4 separate regions of the Homo sapiens genome follow, and all the other regions are linked to region 1. Evidence: chromatin loops called from intact Hi-C (ENCODE). Cell type or tissue: PC-9. All regions are shown on one strand. Links, peaks and the distances in the headings refer to the core of each region. The heading gives the core; the rest is flanking DNA. Region 1 overlaps LOC124907996 (formin-like protein 16). Region 2 overlaps CAB39 (calcium binding protein 39). Region 3 has its middle 83 kb from the start of LINC01907. Region 4 overlaps CAB39 (calcium binding protein 39).

Evidence for each region. Hi-C counts contacts between places; a loop is a spot of excess contacts. Peaks named below come from ENCODE experiments on the same cell type or tissue, not always from the same donor. Only the 100,000 strongest peaks of a DNase experiment are listed, where the experiment ranks them.
Region 2: it touches region 1 in a loop (4-fold over the local background); 6 of 110 quality-filtered maps call a loop at or near these places.
Region 3: it touches region 1 in a loop (8-fold over the local background); 3 of 110 quality-filtered maps call a loop at or near these places.
Region 4: a loop joins it to region 1, with 5 times the contacts of the local background. A loop is called at or near these places in 5 of 110 quality-filtered maps.

Annotation. Positions count from the first base shown.
Region 1 is chr2:230,691,301-230,697,322 of GRCh38, reverse strand. LOC124907996 (formin-like protein 16) reads left to right here. Exons shown (of 4, transcript XM_047446832.1): 2 at 628-1,020; 3 at 2,077-2,772. It overlaps LINC01907 (long intergenic non-protein coding RNA 1907), which reads left to right. Exons shown (of 4, transcript NR_040038.1): 2 at 628-1,020; 3 at 2,077-2,772; 4 at 5,090-6,022. Among named protein-coding and RNA genes, the nearest start is that of LINC01907, 6.2 kb to the left of the region's middle. In PC-9, for the core only: no CTCF peak of the experiment used is centred there; DNase peaks (open chromatin) are centred at 462, 1,552, 2,112 and 2,892; H3K27ac peaks cover 4,484 bases.
Region 2 is chr2:230,796,129-230,802,150 of GRCh38, reverse strand. CAB39 (calcium binding protein 39) reads right to left here. Exons shown (of 9, transcript NM_016289.4): 5 at 3,254-3,422. Among named protein-coding and RNA genes, the nearest start is that of ITM2C, 66 kb to the left of the region's middle. In PC-9, for the core only: a CTCF peak has its summit at 3,148 (motif pointing right); DNase peaks (open chromatin) are centred at 3,260 and 5,500; H3K27ac peaks cover 2,299 bases.
Region 3 is chr2:230,614,422-230,620,443 of GRCh38, reverse strand. No RefSeq gene overlaps it. Among named protein-coding and RNA genes, the nearest start is that of LINC01907, 83 kb to the left of the region's middle. RefSeq lists an enhancer at 5,139-5,258. In PC-9, for the core only: no CTCF peak of the experiment used is centred there; DNase peaks (open chromatin) are centred at 3,053 and 3,371; H3K27ac peaks cover 2,284 bases.
Region 4 is chr2:230,778,324-230,784,345 of GRCh38, reverse strand. All of the region lies in intron 2 of CAB39 (calcium binding protein 39), which reads right to left. Among named protein-coding and RNA genes, the nearest start is that of CAB39, 68 kb to the right of the region's middle. In PC-9, for the core only: no CTCF peak of the experiment used is centred there; DNase peaks (open chromatin) are centred at 2,665 and 5,535; H3K4me3 peaks cover 391 bases; H3K27ac peaks cover 4,106 bases.

The sequences.
Region 1 (6,022 bases), core at 309-5,308:
GTAGGATATTGAGGGGTCCTTGAGAAGAGAGGAATTTGCTCATATTTATAGGTACCAGAAGTAATTTGGATGTCAAGTTCTTGGTGTGGCTTCCTAGTCTCAAGAGGCTTTCAAACGTCCAATCTGAGATACCTTATTAAAGCTTCCAGCAAAGCAAGTTTAAGGAGGCCTATCTGCTAAAGTACCATTCTTGCTGCTCCTGTGTAAATAGTGAGACTATACCTAATAAGGCCAGCCTTATTTTGTGATGATGAAAAATTTTTCTTTGAGATTATCTTTGTCAAAAGACAGGTGTCTAAAATGAGAAATTTTATGTTTCAATATGTAGCACACCCTTCTGGTTATCAGACTCCAGCCCTGTGCATTGCCTTTGAGTCTTCTTGGACCTCTTTACACACTGCAGGTAGCTGATGACTATGCAAACTCTGTCTTGTCTGATGAGATTTAATTGGCTGCCTTTCCCTACTCCTCATAGAAAAACCAGTTTGGGAACCTACCTTTAAATTTGATTAGATCCTGTTGCCTTGCCCAAATTGTCAATCCTTACCAGGTTTTCAATTTCTCCAGTTTTCTTCAATATCTGACTACAGTCCTCCAAACTAACTTTCACATTTTTTCTTCCTCAAGCCTGAATTGGCATCACCAAGAATTAACACCCGACTGCCCAAATCCCTGTCAGGACTGTGGGTTGCCTTGCAGCTGGCCTTTTCTCCCAGAATCTGAAGGAGTTCTACAAGCTGAGGCTTAGCGATTTGGCATAAACCTTGAAAGACTCAGCCCTTCAGGATACCATGAATTCTCCCTGGACAAGCTGCTGCCTGGACCACTAAGGAAGCCCAGCAAAATGCTCAGGCCATGTATGCCCTTTCGTGACAAGTGCCAAGATTGTGGACAATATCACAAGACATTGACAGCTTTAAGAAACTCAAAAACTGGTGCTGGAAGATTTTCTTCTGCTAACCTCTTGGAATTCACTGAACCAGCTAATTCTCAGATTCAACTACTGGCTTTTACTTTAATGTAACTTTTATATTATTATTTCGTTATTTTAGACATCCCTCTTTATATATATATATTTTTACTTTTTATTATTTTTTTTCGAGATGGAGTCTTGCTCTGTCGCCCAGGCTGGAGTGCAGTGGTGTGATCTCGGCCCACTGTAGCCTCTGCCTCCTGGGTTCAAACAATTCTCCTGCCTCAGCCTCCTGAGTAGCTGGGACTACAGTCGCCCTCCACCATACCCGGCTAATTTTTGTATTTTTCGTAGAGACAGGATTTCACCATGCTTAGACATCCCTCTTTTAAGATGCCTGAGGGGTAGAGGGCTGGGGGAGGGATAGCATTAGGAGAAATACCTAATGTAATTAGGGTTGATGGGTGCAGCAAACCAACATGGACCGTGTATACTTGTGTAACAAACCTGCACGTTGTGCACATATACCCTAGAACTTAAAGTATAATAATGAAAAAAAAAAAACAGATGCCTGTTCTCCTGGACCCTAAAACAACTCACCTCTTAACAGATGGTTGAACTGGTTTCACGGGAACAGCACCAACAAGAATGTAAGAGAGTCTGTTCATTAGGCCCTGCTTCACCCCACTCAGGCAGTGCCTGCATTCTTCAGTCTGAATTCTTCAGTGATCGGGAATATTCATCTTGAACAAGAGCTGGGACTGACAATATTAAACTTTTTTTTTTTTTTTTTTAGATAGAATCTTACTCTGCTGCCCAGGCTGGAGTGCAGTGGCACGATCTTATGATCGTAGCTCCCTGCAGCCTCTGCCTCACAGGTTCAAGCAATTCTCCTGCTTCAGCCTCCCGAGTAGCTGGGATTACAGGCGTGTGCCGCCACACCCGGCTAATTTTTGTATTTTTTTAGTAGAGACGGGATTTCACCATGTTGGCCAGGCTGGTCTTTGAACTCTTGACCTCAAGTGATGCGCCCACCTCGGCCTCCCAAAGTGCTGGGATTACAGGCATGAGCCACCATACTTGGCAAGTATTGAACTTTATCTGAGCACTGTACAACTTCAGCAGTGATGATTAAGAAATGTCTCTACCTTTCTGTGTTTCAGAAATGGCAAAGCAGATGACCGCAAAAGGCCACACTGCCCTCCCAGTTTCTTCCAGAAGACTGGTCTTCATCCTGCCTCATGACTCCCATAGACTCCAGGGTGCCTCCCTCTTTTTTTTTTTGAGACAGAGTCTGGCTCTGTCATCCAGGCTGGAGTGCAGTGGCGCAATCTCAGCTCACTGCAACCTCTGCCTCCTGGGTTCAAGCGATTCTCCTGCCTCAGCCTCCGCAGTAGCTGGGACTACAGGCATGCACCACCATGCCTAGCTAATTTTTTTTTTTTTGTATTTTTAGTAGAGACGAGGTTTCACCATGTTGGCCAGGCTAGTTTCAAACTCCTGACCTTAGGTGATCTGCCCACTTCGGCCTCCCAAAGTGCTGGGATTACAGGCATGAGCCACCGCGCCTGGCCAATGCCTCCCTCTTTTACCTTCGTCTGCAAAATCCCAGGCCCCCTTCCTTTTCTTTGAGATGTCCCTCATTAATGAGCATTCTCTTCATGGCACTAGCTTGAATAAAACCATCTCCTTAATCGTCAAGTGAATTTCGTCTGTCACAGTGCCAGCGACGAACTCTCATAAGGGCAGCCAGCACTTCGCCCCTGACTGTCCTGCTGGAGTGACAACCATCTGTGCTGAGCCTCTTTGCAGTCCTCCTGTGGCTCATCCCTCGGACAGCCGCCCTTTCAACATCTCAGGTATGAGCAAGTTCAGAGAAGGAAGTGTGGCCCTAGACACCTCAGGCAGTGGTGCAGTTGTGGAGGGGAAACTCCCACATTCTGTCTTGAGTGAAATAGAAAGGAATTGGTCTGAGATGCTTCTGAGCTGAGACAGTGGTAAACACACCCAGGTATGCCTTTATCGGAAGGAGGAAATAATATCCAGGCAGCTTAGGTCCCACCCTGGACAGGCATTGGGCAGAAGCCAGGCCAAGGCAGAACTGGACTGGAGCAGGTGCCACTCAGGTCTTGGAGCTGGCTTAGTGACCAGTATGAAGGCCAAGGGTAAGCCTGGAAGTTAAAAGTGCCAAGGGGAGGCTGGGCGTGGTGGCTCACGCCTGTAATCCCAGCATTTTGGGAGATTGAGAAGGGTGGATCACCTGAGGTCAGAAGTTTGAGACCAGCCTGACCAACATGGTGAAACCTGGTCTCTACTAAAAATACAAAATTAGCCAGGCATGGTGGTGCACACCTGTAATCTCCACTACTTGGGAGGCTGAGGCAGGAGAATCACTTGAACCTGGGAGGTGGAGGTTGCAGTGAGCCAAGATCACGCCATTGTACTCCAGCCTGGGCAACAGGAGCGAAATTCTGTCTCAAAAAACAAAACAAAACAAAACAAACAAACAAACAAACAAAAAAAAACTGCCAAGGGGAAGCCCTACAATCTGGGGAGGGGGAGGCCAAAAAAATAAAAGGCATGCACATTTTTAATCAATCTGACCTCATCTCATTCCCCTTCTTGGTGGGGGCACAGGACAGGCAGTGATGGCTCCACTGGGTTGAGTGTGTAGTCAGGGGTGTTTGAAGGCAGCAAGCAACAGGACTTGCCATCTCTGCAACTTCACAGGAATCGAAAGGTGCTCTTCCTGATTTCAGCAAGGTCATGTGACAAAAAGGGTGAGGAGACCCAGATGATGTCTCCATTCTGTAATCATCTCTTTGGCTGCCTGAGGCTCCACCATCCATAGTTGATTTTCCTTTGATGTGTCAGATACCTGCTTCAGCTTGATAAAACAAGCATGTCGGTGGCGAGGTCCCGCGGGCTAGTGATAACCGGGGAACCCCTGAGAATTCTTAGGGACTTTGGGTATTCTCTGTGATGTTCCCAGGCCTTGCCCAGTGCCTGTACAGAGGAGGCAATTCATGGTGCTTGAGAATCTGTACTTACTGCAGAAAGTGTGTTCTGGGTCATATAAAGAATAACAAAGTAAGCCGGGCATGGTGGCTCACACCTGTAATACCAGCACTTTGGGAGGCCGAGGTGGGCACAGCACTTGAGGCCAGGAGTTCAAGACCAGTCTGGGCAACATGGCAAAACCCCGTCTCTACTAAAAATACAAAAATTAGCCAGGCGTGTTGGTGCCTGCCTGTAATCCCAGCTACTCAGAGGCTGAGGCATGAGAATTGCTTGAACTTGGGAAGTGGAGGTTGCAGTGAGCCAAGACCATGCCACTGCACTCTAGCCTGGGTGACAGAGTGCGACTCTATCTAAAAAAAAATAATAATAATAACAAAGTAGAAAGACTCATCAGAAGCAAGATAGGAGAATGAGTTATGCTGACTGTATGGCATGTAGCCAGGGGAGATGTTAAAATTATTCAGTAAGTATAACTATACAGGCACCAACTAAATACAGTGGATTCCAGCTGAAAATCAGTCTTGTGTGTAGCGGTGGTAGGATGCCTCTGAGGACTGGCCCACTTATTGTTTTTTGTTTTGAGATGAAGTCTTGCTCTGTTTCCCAGGCTGGAGTGCAGTGGTTCACTGCAACCTCTGCCTCCCGGGTTCAAGTGATTCTCCTGCCTCAGCCTCCTAAGTAGCTGGGACTGCAGGTGCCCGCCACCACACGGGGCTAATTTTTGCATTTTTGTAGAGGCAGGGCTTTACCATGTTGGCCAGACTGGTCTCAAACTCCTGACGTCAAGTGATTTACCTGCCTCGGCCTACCAAAGTGCTAGGATTACAGGTGTGAATCCTAGCACTGCGTCTGGCCACACTTTCAACAAAGATGGGGGATAGAGAGGTAGACTGACATACATTAGGCTTTGTACTATGTCTCCAGAATTGGGATGCAAACTGTGGCCAGTGGGTAGTTCGTGGATTTAGGACTCAACCTTGATGAACAGAGCTATGATGGCTGGAAGTGGGGCTCTGGTACAAGAAATGGTGTGGATTGTCTTGTTTATGTCATCCATAGCACCAGCATTTCAAGGGACCAAGAATATTACAGAGTCCAGTTTTTCAGAGGCTCTGGCATCAGAAATGAGTAAAGAAGTCTTCATTGTCTTCCTAGGCCTGACCTTGACCTGAGTATGTCTTGCCAGAAGATCTGACATCTGCGTCCCTCTACGTTGATGTCATGGCAGAATGCACACCCGTATTCTGGCTTTTTCCCCAAGGAACATGCTGGAGGGGTCAAAATGGCAGAGCTAGCCCCCTGCCCCGTTCTCTGCACTTTTGGAATCCCTGCAGAATGGGTGGGAGACCTTGTCTAGGGACGGCTGTGGTAGGCATTGGCTTGCAGCTGGTATCTGGTTATGCTGGTGGATTTTAAGATTGCTCAGTGATAACTGTTTCACGATGGAGAATCTTCTTCAAGTCAGGGTGGTCTTGGCTGACTCCTGTTATTTGGGCTTGTATAACAAGGTTTTAACCAAGTGGTTGCCTAGAACCTGGTTGTTTGAAAATTCCAATCGTTCAAAGTTAAGTGCCTACTCTAAGTGGCCAAGACTAAGTTTTCCTGGCTCAAAGTGGTGTCAAGCTGCAGTGGCCGTTCCTCAGGGACCTCTGATGCCAAGTTTCATCTCTCTAAGCCTTAAAGCCTATTTTTATGTAATTCATGTGCTTGGAGATGACTTTGAACAGGACTGGTCTTTTAAAAATAAGCAGAAGAACAAAAGTCCTCTAGCAATATCATGGCCCTATATGCATGGCTGAGAGGTTCCCAAGTCGGCAGACAGCTCCATGTCCAACTACCTAAGTGAGGATGAAACCAAAGTCTTCCAGTTAGGGGGGCCAGGAGCAGTGGGGTGTCCAGCAAGGGTTGCAAGGAGTAGTCAAGGACCTCTGTGGTTATGCTCTTGGCACCAATGGGGCACCCTAGAAGCAGGGACTCATCTGTGCTGTCTGTCCATACTGGTGTGTCCCTGAGTTCAGAAGACTCCCTGACATCCTGTAATCTAATGTGACAAGCATTACAGTAACTCGCGGTTCCACAGGTAGTCAG
Region 2 (6,022 bases), core at 683-5,682, 100 kb before region 1:
GCAGGTTGTTCAGTTTCCATGTAGTTGTGTGGTTTTGAGTGGCAGAAACCATCTCTTTAGACATACTTTCTAGAACCTTACACAGGCACAGTCTGGTGAGGCTACCTTCTTTTATTCTAGAACATTGGAAACATTTTTGGCTTTCTAATGCCCCTCTCCATCTCCTTAATTCCTCAAAAAAGAAAAAAAAATTTACAAATATTTGGCCATCTGGTTTACTATCTGAGCATCCATTTATTCAAGCTATGAATTTTGGACATATTTAGAGCATTTTTTTTTTTTTAAACAGAGTCCCACTCCGTCGCCCAGGGTGGAGTGCAGTGGAGTGATCTCGGCTCACTGCAACCTCTGCCTCCCAGGTTCAAGGGATTCTTATGCCTCAGCCTCCTGAGTAGCTGAGACTATAGGCGCATGTCACCACAACTAATTTTTTGTATTTTCAGTAGAGACGGGGTTTCATCATGTTGGCCAGGCTGGTCTCAAACTCCTGACCTCAGGTGATCCACCCACCTCAGCCTCCCAAAGTGGTGGGATTACAGGCGTGAGCCACCATGCCTGGCCTAGAGCAGTTCTAATTTCCTTTAAAGACTCAGCACCTGTTCCAGGGCTATGGATGAGCCACATGTTTGGAAATTTTTGTGTGCAGAGCACGTTTTCTGGGAGGGCGCTCTTGCCACATTCTCAAAGGAAAGCATGAACCATAGATCTATTCTTCTTTTCCATTATAAGAATATGCTCTGCAAACAGGAGACTAGCAGCAAGACAGGAGAGGAGCAGCAACGTGTCCCTCCTTGTCAGCGCCTCTGGTGTGCAGCTGTAAGGCTGTTCCTGCTGGTCTTCCTTTCTTCCCTGACTGGAGTTTCTTTCAGGGAGGAGTAGGAAGGTGACTTCCACCTGTCTGCTAGTTTAGCTACCCTGAAATTATGATGGGAGGTCTGTCCTCTCTTTCACATGTTGTCTTGGCTGTAGACTCTGCTTAATTTTGTTTCTTGGAGAACCCTCTTTTGGGGGGCCTCTCCTCTCAGCTCCTTCCTTTCCATGCAATAAGGAGCACCTGAGATGCACAGTCCAGGCCAGCTCCCCAGTGCTCTCTCTTCCAGAGCTCACCCTTAGGACACTACCTTGTTTTATGAAGCTTCCTCTTTATCAAGTAGGGGTGACCTGCCTGGCTGCCCAGTCTCCCTCTCTGGCCACCATGACCTGATAGGGCTGCTTTACCCATAGCGATCCATCACTGCCATTTTCTCCTTGGTGAGAATTATCAAAAGAAGTAACCCTAACTGAAATGAAATTATCAGCCAGGCCAGACGAGACTCACTGCAAATCCCATTTCCAGCACATAGTCAGTACATCTCTCTCACCTCTGAGCCACCTTTGCCATCTGTGCCAGAAGCATGTCAACCACATCCTGACGGGGTCAGGGGTCTTGCTGCATTCTCCCACACCACTGCTGCTCAATCCTCTTCCTTCACCCTCATGTGGCCAGAGTACTGCCACCCTCAGGCTCCTGGCTGTCCTTCCACACAGGGGAATCTCTCTTTGACACATGGTGCTGCTACACCGCCCTTCATGGCAGGTCTGCTACTTCTGAATGGGACATACCCTTCCACCGATGCATTATAAGCATGAGTCCTAGCCCACCAACTGTGGTGACACCTAAGACATCATATTGATCACTCTATGTTATAATCTCAAATTCATTTTGTTTTGCTTTGTACACCTACATACAAATATCTGGGTCCTCACCTGAGGCTTTCAACTCCCTCTTTAAGAGTTTTGGGAAATAAATTCCTGGGGAGCTCTCATACTATGACCTGATTCTCATTCAATAAATCCCTGGGGGCCTTATGACCTGATTCTCATTCAAGGTAAAACCCTAATGATCAGGTCCCCAGGTTTCATCCTATCTTTAGGGCATTCATTCACTCTGAGGTGGGACATATTTCACCCAGAGACCAAAGTGTGTGCTCATTATTTCAGGGGCTTTTCATAATCATGAAAATGAACCCTCAGAAGAAAGGTGGCCACTTCTCACTGTGATAGTGTTCATGGTTTCTGAGCATGGTCGTCTGCATATCAGTATGCTAAATACTGGTGTGTATATATGTATTTTCTTTGGGCTGTGTGTGTGTGTGCGTGTATACATTTTTTTTTTTTTTGAGATGGAGTTTCGCTTTTGTTGCCCAGGCTGGAGTGCAATGGTGTGATTCTCGGGTTACCACAACCTCCGTCTCCTGGGTTCAAGCGATTCTCCTGCCTCAGCCTCCCGAGTAGCTGTGATTACAGGCATGCGCCACTACGCCCGGCTGATTTTATATTTTTAGTAGAGACGGGGTTTCTCCATGTTGGTGAGGCTGGTCTCGAACTCCCGACCTCAGGTCATCCGCCCGCCTCAGCCTCTTAAAGTGCTGGGATTACAGGCACGAGCCACTGCGCCTGGCAAGTATTGGTTTATATTAAAACAGTTCTAAATATTTATTCATAAGGTTAGGCAATTTATATAAGGGAATGTAACCTACAAACGCTTGCTCTCATTGTAAAAGACTCCTGCTTTATTCATAGATTGTAAACAGCATAGAACCTTGTAACTCAAAACAAGAATCTGCACGTTGTACAGTGCTGTCACATCATGTATGTATTTAATTTATACAAATATACACCAAGGGAGGAAAGGTAGATGGGGGAGCGGGGAAGATACATTATGATTTGAATAGTGTGGGTGATTCTGTCCACGCTCTACATTTAATCGACATGATCCAGTGTGAGCAGAGATGGGAGAGGTGAATCCACTGTTTCCTCGGGCCTGTCCACAATGTGAGTATCTCTGTCCTGAATGTGGTCCTAATATTTCATGAAGTGTATATTCCAAATTAACATAAACCTGAACAGAAGCCAACTACTTCATCTGGTGCTTAACCAAAGAAACTGCTACACAATGTTTCAAACACAGGAGAAAACCTGGTTGTTACATATGCTGTACAGTATACCATACTTAATTATAATTTAACAGCAAAGTAGAATTTTGACCACACAGGACTTTTGTCTTTTAGATAGACTTTAGAATCTAACTTTTCCACCCTTTTAAAGCTGTGACTTTACTGCATATACCTCTATCACACAAACATATACAAAATGTATCTTTCTCTTCCCACTAGAGGGCAGCCACGTGTAGATTTAGGAGGGCAATGAAGGTTTAGAAAAACAGCACACCTCTGACTTTCAAGGATATTTAGAATTCTACAGTTTTTGTTACCTTGAATGTGGCAAATGCATCTGAAGCTATGTCAAATGTTGACATTTCGACATATCTGAAGAAATCATAAAACTGTTCCGACCACAAAATGATTTTTGCAAGTGGTTCATGTCTGATGCATTCTCTTAACATTATTCCACAATTTAGAGCTATTTCTGGAGATTCATACCTGCAAAAACAAAAAACCAAACAAACAAACCAAACATGATTGCTTTTTCAAAACTCCAACACTGAACAGTTCAAACTTTCAGGCCAAAGACAGTTTTCAGACATGTATCCTAACTAAATGACCATCGCAGATTACAGAAGGTATTTCAGTCGGAGCAGAGCATGTGCTCAGGTAAACTGACTCCAGAGTGCAAACACACACTGGTTGGTGATGACCGCCTTAAACCAAAGAAAAATAGCCATACGAGTGACTGTGTGACTAAAGGTTCATTATTTAAGCTGAAAGATTTCAAGAGAAGTATTTCGGGTCATACCACTCCATACAGGGGTTAGCTTTTACAGATGGTGCTCTTGACACTCAGAAAAACCAAAAGCTAAATCAAAAAACAGAAAACAAAATATTTCCCCAAATTCAGAATATCTAAATAGGTCTACAAACATATAGAATTTATACCTTGTTGTTTCAATTCAATACTCAAGATAGTACTTGGAGACTCTCAGCCACATGTAAACACTACCAAGCTGATAAGCCTCCTCCTGAGGACTTCACAAAGTGTCCCCATCAGAGAGCCCAGGGGCCACAGAGCAGGCAGACCCCCCTCATCAGCTCTCTGCACACAGCCTTCCCTATGCTCATCTCCATGTCTCTGGCTTCTTCCTTCCCCGCCATTAGAGAGACACCTCTCAGCCAAGCAAGAGGCATTTCCCCTTCAGATGTGCACAAGCCCTCTGACTGGACTCTTCCGCCCCCTCAAACACATCGCTCTCTTCTACTTCCTCTCAAGCTGCATGCACTGGCTTTCTTTCCACCTCACATTCTCCTCTAGTCATATTCCATTTCCCAACACACTAGTGAAATAACGGGCCAGCAAAGATTCCCTCTTGGCTAAATAGAGTCTTCTACTCAAGTGTCCTGACAGTGCTGTAAAAAACCAAAATAAAACCTTTCATGTTCTCCTTTCTATCTCTCTGACTGTTCCCATTTCTTGCCTGGCTGAGGTCTTCACCTGTTGCCTACAGCCTGCTAATGAAAGCCCATACAATCTCATGGCTCCCACCATGACTACTAACCCCACCTCCATGTCTACTCCTGAATTAGTTAGGCATTTTCTGTTGCCTCTGGACAACTTCCGTTAAAGGGCTACCATAAACTCAACGTGTCTCAAATCAAATCTCATCCCCCTCCATAAAATCACCCCCACCCCCCTGCTTCCTCATTTCTATAATTTGGCATCATTATTTTGTTTCAGTTACCCAGTTCTAAACCAGGTCTAACAGAAATTTCCATGTTCTGTATCTGTGCTGTTCATTATGGTGAGATTGGCCACATATAGCTACTGAGCACCTGAAATTTGTCTAGTGTGACTGTGGGGTTGAATCATAAATATTATTTAATTTCAATTAATTACATGTGGTTAGTAGCTACTATATTGGACAGCCCAGTTCTAAACCTTTCCTTCTTTACTCCAAATCTTCCCAACTTCAATGTCAGGCTTCAAAAGCCTTCAAAGGCTTTTAAAAATATTTTTCTGATTATCTTAGTTTCATTTCCTTTTATTCATTCCCACTGCTACATTAATTCATACCTGGACAATTGGAAATGATTCCTAGCCAGCACCTTTGTTCAAGCTCTGTCATAATAAATCTACCCAACACACAAGTGTATCAACAGCATTTCCAGCTTGGGAGCTTAAAATGATTTCTTCTAGCTAATCAAATAAAGACAAACTTCTGGACTTAACTATCCAGTCTTCCTCTTATTAGATCTCCTGTTCTAGCACAATGTCACCTCCCAACCTGCCACACAACTTTCAAATTCTCTCCTTATTGCTGCCAATCATGTTATGTTCATTCCTGCCCCTGTACCTTTGTTCCCAGTCATATGCCATTAGGATGCCTTCTCTCTTTTCTGCCTGTGTAAATTCTAAACTACTAGGAACTCCCATCTTAAGTCCTATTCCTTTTATCAACCCTTGCCTTATTAACCCAAACCACATTTTATCCTCTGAAATCCTGTAGTACTCATTTGTTATCTAGTAGTGGTGTCCTCTTACACATCACAGATCCTCAACAAGATAAAACCACACTCCTTGGCATCAGTGGAGGCATGCAGCTAGAATGCTGACCGGCTCTTACTTGATGGAAATATCTGCTCACAAAATGGCTGATCATACAATTCATCTTTGCTGAGCTTTAGAAGGCAGGAAAGACAAGGGTAAGACAGTTTGGTACAAGTTGAACAGGTTTTGATGGAGGCTTGTCAAGCTTGTCTAAACGATTAAACCATAAACCAGTAAATACAAGGCAAACAGTTATGCTGTATAACCTGTGAGCACTAGAGTGAACAGCATACTAACATGTAAATTGCCAGTAAAAAAAAAATCGCCTCCAAATGTAGTCTAACACTAGCAATACGACTTCAAATGCATGCTAGTATTAGCAGCATGGCCCCGCAAATAAATATCTAACAGAAGTACTCACAGCCTAAGAAGATAATCACACTGTATGGAAGCAGTCTAAATTAATTAACAAAAGTACAAAAATCTTAAAATGCAGTTCACAGCGCTCCTTCAAGAAACAGCTGTTTCCAGGTCTGGCAGG
Region 3 (6,022 bases), core at 316-5,315, 77 kb after region 1:
TTATTACTGACCTTCTAAAGCCTACTTCTGTCAACTCTTCAAAATCATTCCCTGTCCAGTTTTGTTCCCTTGCTAGCGAGGAGCTGCGATCCTTTGGAGGAGAAGAGGCGCTCTGTTTTTTGGAATTTTTAGCTTTTTTGCTCTGGTTTCTCCCCATCTTTGTGGTTTTATCTACCTTTGGTCTTTGATGTTGGTGACCTACAGATGGGGTTTTGGTGTGCATGTCCTTTGTGTTGATGTTGATGCTATTTTTTTCATTTGTTAGTTTTCCTTCTAACAATCAGACCCCTCAGCTGCAGGTGTGTTGGAGTTTGCTGGAGGTCCACTCCAGGCCCTGTTTGCCTGGGTATCACCAGCAGAGGCTGCAGAACAGCAAATATTGCTGCCTGATCCTTCCTCTGGAAGCTTTGTCCCAGAGGGGCACCCGCCTGTTTGAGGTGTCTGTTGGCCCCTACTGGGAGGTGTTCCCCAGTCAGGCTACATGGGGGTCAGGGACCTAACTGAGGAGGTAGTCTGTCTGTTCTTGGTGTTCAAATGCCATGCTGTGAGAACCACTGCTTTCTTCAGAGCTGTCACACAGGGACATTTAAGCCTGCAGAAGCTGTCTGCTGCCTTTTGTTCTATTATGCCATGCCCCCGGAGGTGGAATCTATAGAGGCAGTAGGCCTTGCTGAGCTGAGGTGGGCTCCGCCCGGTTCATGTTTCCAGGCCTCTTTGTTTATACTGTGAGCTAGTCAAGCCTCAGCAATGACGGACTCCCCTCCGCTCGTCCAGCTACAGCATCGCAGGTTGATCTCACACTGTTGTGCTAGCAGTGAGCAAGGCTCTGTTGGCATGGGACCCGCTGAGCCAGGCATGGGAGGGTATCTGCTGGTTTGCCAGTTGCTAGGACTGTGGGCATAGTGCAGTATTTGGTCAGAAGTATACCATTTCTCCAGGTACAGTCTGTCATATGGCTTCCCTTGGCTAGGAAGGAGAAATCCCCCAACCCCTTGCACTTCCCAGGTGAGGCGACACCCTGCCCTGCATCAGCTCACCCTCCATGGGCTGTATCCACTGTCCAACCAGTCCCAGTGAGATGAACCAGGTACCTCAGTTGGAAATGCAGACATCAACCGTCTTCTGCATTGATCTCGCTAGGGGCTGCAGACTGGAGCTGTTGCTATTTGGCCATCTTGGAAGTGACCTTCTCTTCTCTTCTCTTCTCTTCTCTTCTCTTCTCTTCTCTTCTCTTCTCTTCTCTTCTCTTCTCTTCTCTTCTCCCCTCCCCTCCCCTCCCGTCCTCTCCCCTCCTCTCCTCTCCCCTCCCCTCCCCTCCCTTTCCTTTCTCTTTTTTTCTTTCTCTCTCTTCCTTTCCTTTCCCTTTCTTTCTTCCTTTGTTTCCCCTTCATTTCCTTCCTTCCTTCCTTACCTCCCTCCGTCCCTCCTTCCTTCCCTCCCTCCCTCCCTTCTCTTTCTCTCTCTTTCTTTCCTTTCTCTCTCTCTCTCTTCCTTCTCCTTTCCTTTCCTTTCCCTTCCCTTCTCTTCCTTCTCTTTTCTTCTCTTTCTCTTTCTTCTGGGCTTCACTCTTTTGACCAGACTGGAGTGCAGTGGCATGATCACAGCTCACTGAAACCTGCCTCCCAGCCTCAAGCAATCCTCCCACCTCAGCCTCCTGAGTAGCTGGGCCACAGTTGTGAACTGCCATGCCAAGCTAATTTTTGTATTTTTTGTAGAGACAGGGTTTTGCCATGTTGTCCAGGATGGTGTTGAGCTCCTGGACTCAAGAAATCTGCCTGCCTCGGCCTCCTAAAGTGCTGGGATTACAGGTGTGAGCCACTGCAGCCAGCCAAAAAATCTCTTCTTATAAGAAGAAAGAGTGTAAATGGGTTGAGAATGACAATTGCAAAAGGAGTCACTGGGTGTCATATTGAAATGACTTCACAGTTTGGGCTGCAAGTGTTTTGATGGTGTCTCTGGTCAATATGTCTGTCTTAGCCATGACCTGGAAAGTTCTCTAACTTAAGAGTTTAAGACAACAAGTCCAGGCGCAGTGGCTCATGTCTGTAATCCCAGCACTTTGGGAAGCTGAAGTGGGCAGATCACTTGAGGCCAGGAGTTCAAGACCATCCTGGCCAACATGGTGAAACCTTGTCTCTACTAAAAATACAAAAATTAGCTGGGCATGGTGGCAGGCACCTGTAGCTCCAGCTACTTGGGACGCTGAGGTGGGAGGATTGCTTGAACCCGGGAGGCGGAGGTTGCGGTGAGCTGAGATCACGCACTCCAGCCTGGGTGACAGAGTGAGACTCTGTCTCAAAAAAAAAAAAAAAAAAGACAACAGAAAATTAATAGATATAGGAAGCCCCAAGATGAACTTCTGATTTCTGATTCTTCTTGAGTCAAAACTCACCTGAGCAGGGCTTTGGAATAGTTACTTCTCTGGTCCCACCTGGATTTCTCTTTCATTCTGTTCCAGTTCAGCCCATTTGGTTCCAGGTGTCCTACAGAGATGCTGCCCTGCCCTGTGTAGCTGGGAACTCCCTAACTCAATGTTCAATGGCAGGAACATTTCAGTCTCTGTGCCTGCAGCTGTTCCAAGTTAAATAAAACCCTTTTTCAGCTGTGATGGAGAGTACTTTGCTCTAGTGCTTTCTGCAAAAATACTTGTTGCCAGTTATTTATAAGTTTGGAAATGAAATGATTTTTTTTTCTTTTTTCTTTTTTTTCCAGACGGAGTCTCGCTCTGTCACCCAGGCTTGAGTGCAGTGGCGCCATCTCAGCTCACTGCAACCTCCACCACCCGGGCTCAAGAGATTCTCCTGCCTCAGCGTCCTTAGTAGCTGGGATTATGGGCATGTGCCATCACGCCCGGCTAATTTTTGTGTTTTTAGTGGAGACAAAGTTTCACCATATTGGCCAGGCTGGTCTTGAACTCCTGACCTCAGATGATCCGCCCGCCTCGGTCTCCCAAAGTGCTGGGATTACAGGCGTGAGCCACCCCGCCCGGCTAAGGGAATTCCTTTCTTATGATGTGTGTTTATTACACACAAATATAAAGGGCATTAAACTTCCTGTGTAACTCCCTTAAGCTTCTTCCCTAAGGCTTGGAGATTTTCTCTTTTAGCATTTTACTCTTGTGAGCTGTTAAAGTCCCCTGGCAACTTTATGAACTGATTAAACACTCTCTTCAACTTTTCATTTCTTCTCCAAACAACAGTGAAAATGGAAATAATGGCAAAAATAGTTACCATTTATAGAGTACTTACCACAGGCCAAGAATTCTGTTCTTTTCACATACTTTTAAAAATTTATCTTTCAGAAAAATGCTATAGTTATTTATATTCTCATATAAGGAAACAAGCATGCAGAAAGTAATGTACCCTAGGCCAGGTGTGGTGACTCACACCTCTAATCCCAGCACTCTGGGAGGCCGAGGTGGGCGACTCACCTGAGGTCAGGAGTTTGAGACCAGCGTGACCAACATGGAGAAACCCCATCTCTACTAAAAATACAAAAATTAGCTGGGCGTGGTGGTGTGCACCTGTAATCCCAGCTACTTGGGAGGCTGAGGCAGGAGAATTGCTTGAACCCAGGAGGTGGATGTTGCAGTGAGCTGAGGTAGCACGATGACACTCTAGCCTGGGCAACTGAATGAGACTCCATTTCAAAAAAACAAAACAAAACAAAACAAAAACCACACACACTCACAAAAATGAAAGTAATGTGCCCTAGGCCACTCAAAGTAAATGACAGTTTTAGAAATCCAACCAATGGCTGCCTGACTCCAAGGTGCCTTGATTCTAACCTCAGTAAATTTTCAGATCTGTCTCTTCCAGGGCTCACTGCAGCCAGAATACTTTCTGAGCTGGAGCGATAGTGACCAGAGCCAAATTCACCTTCATTGTAATGAAATTAAGTCAAGGGCTAGTGTTGCCCAGTGGATGGAGGATTTCCGCCTTCAGATAGCAAGCGCTCTAATGACCTCTGTTTCACTGATCAGTGCCCATCGAGGTTGCCTCTTTAAAAATTATTTACAGGGGCCGGGCGTGGTGGCTCATGCCTGTAATCCCAGCACTTTGGGAGGCCGAGGCAGGTGGATCATGGGGTCAGGTGATTGATACCATCCTGGCTAACATGGTGAAACCATGTCTCTACTAAAAATACAAAAAAAATTAGCTGGGCATGGTGGCCGGCACCTGTAGTCCCAGCTACTCGGGAGGCTGAGGCAGGAGAATGGCATGAACCCGGGAGGCGGAGCTGGCAGTGAGCTGAGACTGCGCCACTGCACTCTAGCCTGGGTGACAGAGCGAGACTCCATCTCAAAAAAAAAAAAAAAATTATTTACAGGGGCCAGGTGCGGTGGCTCATGCCTGTAATCCTAGCACTTTGGGAGGCCGAGGCAGGCAGATCACCTGAGGTCAGGAGTTCGAGATCAGCCTGGCCAATGTAGTGAAACCCCCTTTCTACTAAAAATACGAAAAAAAATTAGCCAGTCATGGTGACTGGTGCCTGTAATCCCAGCGACTCTGGAGGCTGAGGCAGGAGAATTGCTTGAACCCAGAAGGGGGAGGTTGCAGTGAGCCGAGATCTCGCCACTGCACTCCCACCTTGGTGACAGAGTGAAACTCCATCTCAAGAAGAAAAAAAAAAATTATTTACAGGGAGGTCCAAGAGATATCCAGCATCATGGAAAGAATTTATTGCTCTGCATTAGATAGTCTCAGATGACTAATGCCAGTGAAATGGATGCATCTCATGATGATGAATTTTTTTTTTTTTTTTTTTTGAGATGGAGTCTCGCTCTGTCGCCCAGGCTGGGGTGCAGTGGCGCAAGCTCTGCTCACTGTAAGCTCTGCCTCCCAGGTTCACACCATTCTCCTGCCTCAGCCTCCCGAGTAGCTGAGTAGCTGGGACTACAGGCGTCCGCCACCATGCCCGGCTAATTTTTTGTATTTTTTAATAGAGACGGGGTTTCACAGTGTTAGCCAGGATGGTCTCAATCTCATGACCTCGTGATCCACCCACCTCAGCCTTCCAAAGTGCTGGGACTACAGGCGTGAGCCACTGCGCCCGGCCAATGATGATGATTTTTTTTAGGTGGAGCTTATTTCTTGACTTTGTAACCAAAATGTCAGAATCTTAGACTTTTCTTAAAAGATGTTTTTATTCCTCTGGTGGGTACAAGGAGCCATCTTTCCTGGTTACACTCTGCTTGTAATGAAAAGCCCTTTTCTCAAAACTTGACTAGACTCCAGATGTACCTTCTTCTTTGGGAACTTGAAAGAAATGCAAATTCTTTGGCCTCGAACCAGATGTACTGAATCTGAGACTTAGGGGGCGGGGCCCCACAATCTGTGTTTTGAGAAGCCCTCCAGGTGAGTGAGCTGTGCGCTCAAGTTTGAGAAGCACAGGGTGTAGTCACTCACACAGCTCCTCTTGCCCACTCACCCTCCCAGGCAACGTCAGCCACCCCCGAGGCTTCAGTGGCTTCCAGATCTGATCTGCAGCCCAGGCTGCCTTTCTTTTTTTTTTTTTTTTTTTGAGACGGAGTCTCACTCTGTCGCCCAGGCTGGAGTGCAATGGCACGATCTCGGCTCACTGCAACCTCCGCCTCCTGGGTTCAAGCAATTCTCCTGCCTCAGCCTCCAGAGTCGCTGGGATTACAGGCCTGTGCCACCACACCCGGCTAATTTTGTATTTTTAATAGAAACTGGGTTTCTTCATGTTGGTCAGGCTGGTCTCAAACTCCTGACCTCAGGTGATCTGCCCGCCTCGTCCTCCCAAAGTGCTGGGATTACAGGCGTGAGCCACCGCGCCCGACCCGGGCTGGCTTTCTGAGCTGTAGACTTATTATAAACACCTGTCCAATGACACTGCTACTTGGATATGTCACAAGGACCTCAAATTCAGCATCTTAGTAAGTATTTATGTTTCAACTTAAGTGGTGTTTTCTCATTGGACTAGGTTTGTCTGACTTGCCATCTCTGCTATTACCCTGTATTAAAATTCCTTATGTAAACTATGCGTTCCACCACACCAG
Region 4 (6,022 bases), core at 604-5,603, 87 kb before region 1:
AATGTCTCCACTCGTAATGTCTCAAGGTACCTCAAATCGAATACATCTAAAATAGAACTCAAGATCTCGCCCTAGTGCCTGATATCCTGCCTTGTTCCGTTTCATGTAATGATACCACTGATGATGTTACTACACGTCAGAAATTTAGGAGTCATCTTCAACTCTCCCCTCTTCACCTCGCCCCAATAGCTAACTCATCACTGACTCCCAAATCCATCCATTTATCCCCGTCTACCATCACCACCCAAATCAAAGTTCCCATAACTCTTGCCTAGATTAATATATCGTGTACTGACTGGTTTCTTTGGATTGCAGGGGGCCTAATGGGGATGCATTCTCCACATCACACCTAGAATTATCTTTTCATAACATAAATATGACTAAGACATTGCTGTTGCTTAAAATGCTTCATACATTATTGATGAATGGCTGAAAATCAGCATTCCTGATCACAGGGTTTAAAATTCAGATTACAAATGGATGTAGAGAAATGTGATGTTATCATACCATGAAGTCAAGGGATTCCTTAAAAGTGTTTAATTGAGGCAGGCCACAGTGGCTCATGCCTGTAATCCCAGCACTTTGGGAGGCCAAGGCAGATGGATGGCTTGAGCTCAGGAGTTCGAGACCAGCCTGAAAAACATGGTGAGAGACCCTATCTCTCCTAAAAATACAAAAAATTAGCTGGGCATAGTGGTGCATGCCTATGGTCCCAGCTACTTGGGAGGCTGAGGTGGGAGGATTGCTTGAGCCTGGGGGGTGGGGGTGGGGAGTGGTGCAGAGGTTGAACTGAGCCGAGATGGTGCCACTGCACTTCATCCACTGCCTGGATGGCAGAGCGAGAGCAAGACCCTGTCTCAAAACAAACAAAACAAAACAAAACAAAACAAAACAAAACAAAACTAGACAAGAACAGACTTCCCTCTAAGAACGGGCAACGAAATAAATCACCTGAGATGTGAAAAAATAACTGCAGTTCAAAGGAAGGGAGCCAGCTAAAGAATTACAAGCAGATGTCTTCCTAACAAAGAGTTACAGCACTGAACAAGGAAAGAGACTGGCTGAGTGATTCAATGCTGGCCATTTCACTTAATGAGCATATGTCCAGAGCTTGGGTCTCAGTGTGCACACACAGCTCATAGTGTGGACAAGTCCCCAAGCTGAGCCCAATGAAAGCCAACTACTGCATCTGGTGCTCCACTAAAGAAAGAGCAGTCTGGGCCGGGCGCAGTGGCTCACGCCTGTAATCCCAACACCTTGGAGGCCGAGGCGGGCGAATCACGAGGTCAGGAGATCGAGACCATCCTGGCTAACATGGTGAAACCCCGTCTCTACTAAAAACAAAAACAAAAACAAAAACAAAAAATTAGCCAGGCGTGGTGGTCAGCGCCTGTAGTGCCAGCTACTCAGGAGGCTGAGGCAGGAGAATGGCGTGAACCCAGGAGGCGGAGCTTGCAGTGAGCCACCACTGCACTCCAGCCTGGGCGACAGAGAGGGAGACTCCCTTCTTCTCAAAAAAAAAAAAAAAAAAAGAAAGAAAGAAAGAAAGAAAGAAACAGCAGTCTGTTTCAATGTTGGAGGAAATACTTGCGGTGTTGGAAATCTTGAGTCACAGTACGGCCACACTGTTTACTGCTCTGTATGGACAATTAAAGGGTTTTCAAAGGTTAAGTTTGGTTGTGATTTGCCTTGTGCTCAATTTACAACGTAATTCCCTATGGTCTCACAGAGAAAATACTCTGGGAGAATACACATCAAACTCAGTATGGTCGTCTACCTGTGGGGTGGAGTAAGAAGAGTATTTGCTCCATTTCAGACTTGCTTGAATATTTTTTCTCACAATTCACATTCTACTTTTATTTAAAAAAGAAAAAAAAAGATGAGGTAAATTATATAGATCAAAATGATCATTATGTTGGTACTCATTGATTTCTTCTTCCATTTCTCCTTTTTCAGCCCTCCCCACGAGACATCCCCCCTCCCACATTTTAAAGATTTCTAACAAATAACCAAATAACCATGGACAATTATAAGCTGATTAAACAAAAAGCTTGAAAAATATATCCAAATATTACCAAAAGATGATCAGAAAATTTTAATAAGTGTTTCACAAGAGAAGGCAATTTAGCAAGTATTTACTAACTGAAGATGACACACACACAACAGATAAACTTGGTTGTGGCCGGGAGTGGTGGCTCATGCCTGTAATCCTAGCACTTTCAGAGGCCGAGCCGGGCGGACCACCTGAGGTCAGGAGTTCGAGACCAACCTGGCCAACTTGGTGAAACCCCGTCTCTACTAAAAAATGCAAAAATTAGCTGGGTGCAGTGGCATGAGCCTGTAGCCCTGGCTACTTGGGAGGCTGAGTCACGAGACTATCTTGAACCTTGGAGACAGAGGTTGCAGTGAGCCGAGATTGAGCCACTGCACTCCAGCCTGGGTGACAGAGCGAGACTGTGTTTCAAGAAGGAAAAAAACAAAACAAAACACAAAACCTTGGTTGTTCTTGTTTAGTTTTGACTTGGTTCCCTTCATAGCAGCTTGCATTAGGGACTATGCCTAGGGCCCCACCTCTGGCCTGCAGGCATTGTGTCAATATATTCTCTGCCCTTGTAACCACATCCTTCTCATCTCCTACCACCCCATTGGTCCCCTCACACCTACTGAGTAAGGTATTCACACTTACAGCTCCTCCAAACACTGTATCCTTTTCAAGCTGCTGAATCATCATGTCACCTAATCCACTGAACCCTTAATGACCACATTCCAGGTCCTGCCAAGCCTGCACATTTCAGTGCCACTCATGCGAGCAGCTCAAGGTCTCTTGGCTCCCCTACATAATCTTAAATGTGCTTTATTCAAATCTTTCTCTACTTGAGCTCCCAAATTTCTGAGCACTGTAGAAAAAGTGATGGAACTTGTGCACATTCGGTTCACCAATACACCATGTCATTCGACTTCAAAGCAGCTCAGAAACAATCCTTTAAACCGGGCTGATTTCCAACCAGTAACTCCCAGCAGCACATATTTCAAGACGGCTCCACTTTCCTCAAGAGCCATTAGTCTCTCTTTACTCCTTTATCTGAACATCTAGCTTCACTCCTCCTATATTAACATAAGACTTTCTAATTAAAACATTCTCAACTTCTTCACTACATCTTGATGTATTTCTGCATCCTATCTCAAACTTGTCAACACACTCAGAATCACCTGAGAAACTTTTAGAAGAGATGCTCAGTTCCCCCGAGATAATTTTTTTTTTTTTGAGATCAGGTCCAGCTCTGTTGCCCAGGTGGAATGCCGTGGTGCAATTATGTCTCACTGCAGCCTTGACCTCCCAGGCTCAAGTGATCCTCCCACCTCAGCCTCCCGAGTAGCTGGGACTACAGGTACACACCACCATGTCTGACCACGTTTTAAATTTTCTGTAGCAATGGGGTCTCATTATGTTGGTCAGGCTGGTCTCAAACTCCTGAGCTCGAGTTATCAGCCCCCTCAGCCTCTCAAAGTGTTGGGATTACAGGCATGAGCCACTGAGCCTGGCTCCAAGATACTTATTAATGACAAAAGGAAAAATAGTAATTTTCCAGTAGACACCACCTTAACCAAATGATGTTACTGACCATCATCAGTAATGAGACTATTGACATCACTGCCTCCTGAACTGATGCAATGAAAAGGGTACTTCACTTCTGTGGTATTCTTGCAAATGCATAATCGACATTGAATCATGAAGAAACATCAGGCAAACCTAAATCAAGGGACACTCTATAAAATAGCTGACTAGTATTTCTCAGAAGTACCAAGGGTCATAAAAGTCATAAGAAAGACTGAGGAACTGTTTCAGATTAAAGGAGACCTAGGGAGATGTTACGACTCCTTACATGTAACGTGTGATCCTGAATTAGATTTTGGTTCAGAAAAAGGACATGAGTAGGACAACTGATGAAACTTGAAAAAGGCCTGTGCATTAGTTAATAGTATTATACCAATGTTATTTTTTGGATTTTGATCATTGCCCTGTGGTTATAAAAGACGTTAACATTTAGGGAGGCTGGGTGAAAGGCACTCTTCTAAACCATTCTGTAAGTCTGATAAGTTCATCAATAATCTTTTTGCCTTTTCTTCACAGGTAAGGGGCATCCTACTTAGTTCCAAGGCTGATGGCTCTCTCTGTGCACTGGAGAAAGGGCTCCCAAACAAAAAGGAGGTTAGCTTTGACTCAGGTACCCCCTGTGCAATTGTGCCAGTTCTGTGGCCTCATGGAAACCTGTTGGGTCTTACTGGACCATCCGATAATTAAGGGAACTGGACCAGATGACCCCTAAGACCCATTCCATTTCTTTAAGATCTCAAACTCCAAATAAAGGTCTTCAATTCTCTTTTGCCCTGTCATCTACATTCCTTCTCTCACCCTGGACATCTCTGTCTCTACTCAAGCTAACATAAAAGCCTGAATGCTCACACTCCTTCTTTCCACTCTTAAGAGCTCCTGCATCCAGGAAGACTCTCCTCCCTCCCATGACTCTCTCCTCCTCTGATGCCTACAGCAGCTGTGACCTTATTTCAGTTGCTGACCTTGTAAGTGCTATAACCTTTCACACATACCTCTCATCTCCCTAACACATTCAAGGGCTTTGGAAAGCGCTTATGATGGCAATTTACACATGGAATGACCTGATGATTTTGTTAACTGACTGAATTGTCTGGGAAGTTTCCTCAGTTGAACATGGTGTTCCAAGACACAGATGCTACATTTCTATGTACCAGTTAGCCTCATATTACTTTTCATGGGCAGACTGCTTTATTAAAAGTAGCCAACTGTTTTATAGATCATGGTCAAGAAGAAAGGCATAAGAGAACAGCCCCCCTTTATAACAAGCCCACTCACTTGCCTAGAAAGAGATGCGGATCATCCCTTACTGCTGACTCGTCTGGGAGGGAGGTACAGAGTTTTGTTTCAGTTCTTAGCTGTTTCCTTATGGCTTCTGAGAAGTGCTTCATCCTGTGTGGCTGTACAGAGCAGCCGTATGTGGTGGGAGTGTGGAGGCTCCAAAAGAGCACAGCACAGAGGAAAGGGTCTGGGGCTTGGCAAAGCTTCTCAGATCAAGGCTCTGAGTTGAGAGGTGAAGTCCCTATGTCCCATGGGGCCAGGCATATTAATTCTAAACTATGGAGCCTGACTTCCACATATGATCAAATGATAACAACTTCATCTTTAATTACATTTAATAATTTTTTAAAGTTAAAATATTTAAGTGTTAGGATCAACTTAAGTAGTAACCAGTATCCCAAAGTTCACACCTAATGCTCACCTCACTAATAACAGTATCAGAAACTAAACTTTCCCTCCCAGGGTGAGGACATAGGTAACTATAGTCACGCACCACATAACGTCTTGGTCAACAGCAGACCACAGAGACAACTGTGGTCCCACAGATACAATACCATATTTTTGCTGTACCTTTTCTATGTTTAGATAAACAAATACTTGCCATTGTGTTCCAACTGCCTACAGTATTCGCTATAGTAACAAGCTACACAGATTTGTAGCCTAGGAGCAACAGGCTGGAAGAAATCGCCTAATGATGCATTTTTTGGAATGTATCCCTGTTGTTAAGTAACGTGTAACAGGACTTCAAATTTTTAAGGATAGAGTCCATAATAACCTCTTCAAGTAGCACTAAGGCTATGAGATTTTTCACTGCCTGCTTTCCCATTAAAAAATAAAACAGGGTGGGAAAATAAGCAATTAGTAAGCTAAACATTAGTACAAATGGCCTTTTCAGAGATCACCAAAACCTCAGGAGGTTTCGTATTAACTCTCTTGACTTAAATCCAATATTCCCACGGTACCTATCAGTGCACTATTTTACTGTCACTAGAGGCAATTGCTGATAAAAAGTAGTGATACAAAAGTACAATTTCAGAAGACTCGAGAAGACAGCTCACATACCCATTAGTGCTTCTATGCAATGTCCTTGAAGTACTCACAGCCCTTACCAACACTCCTCCTCTGGAC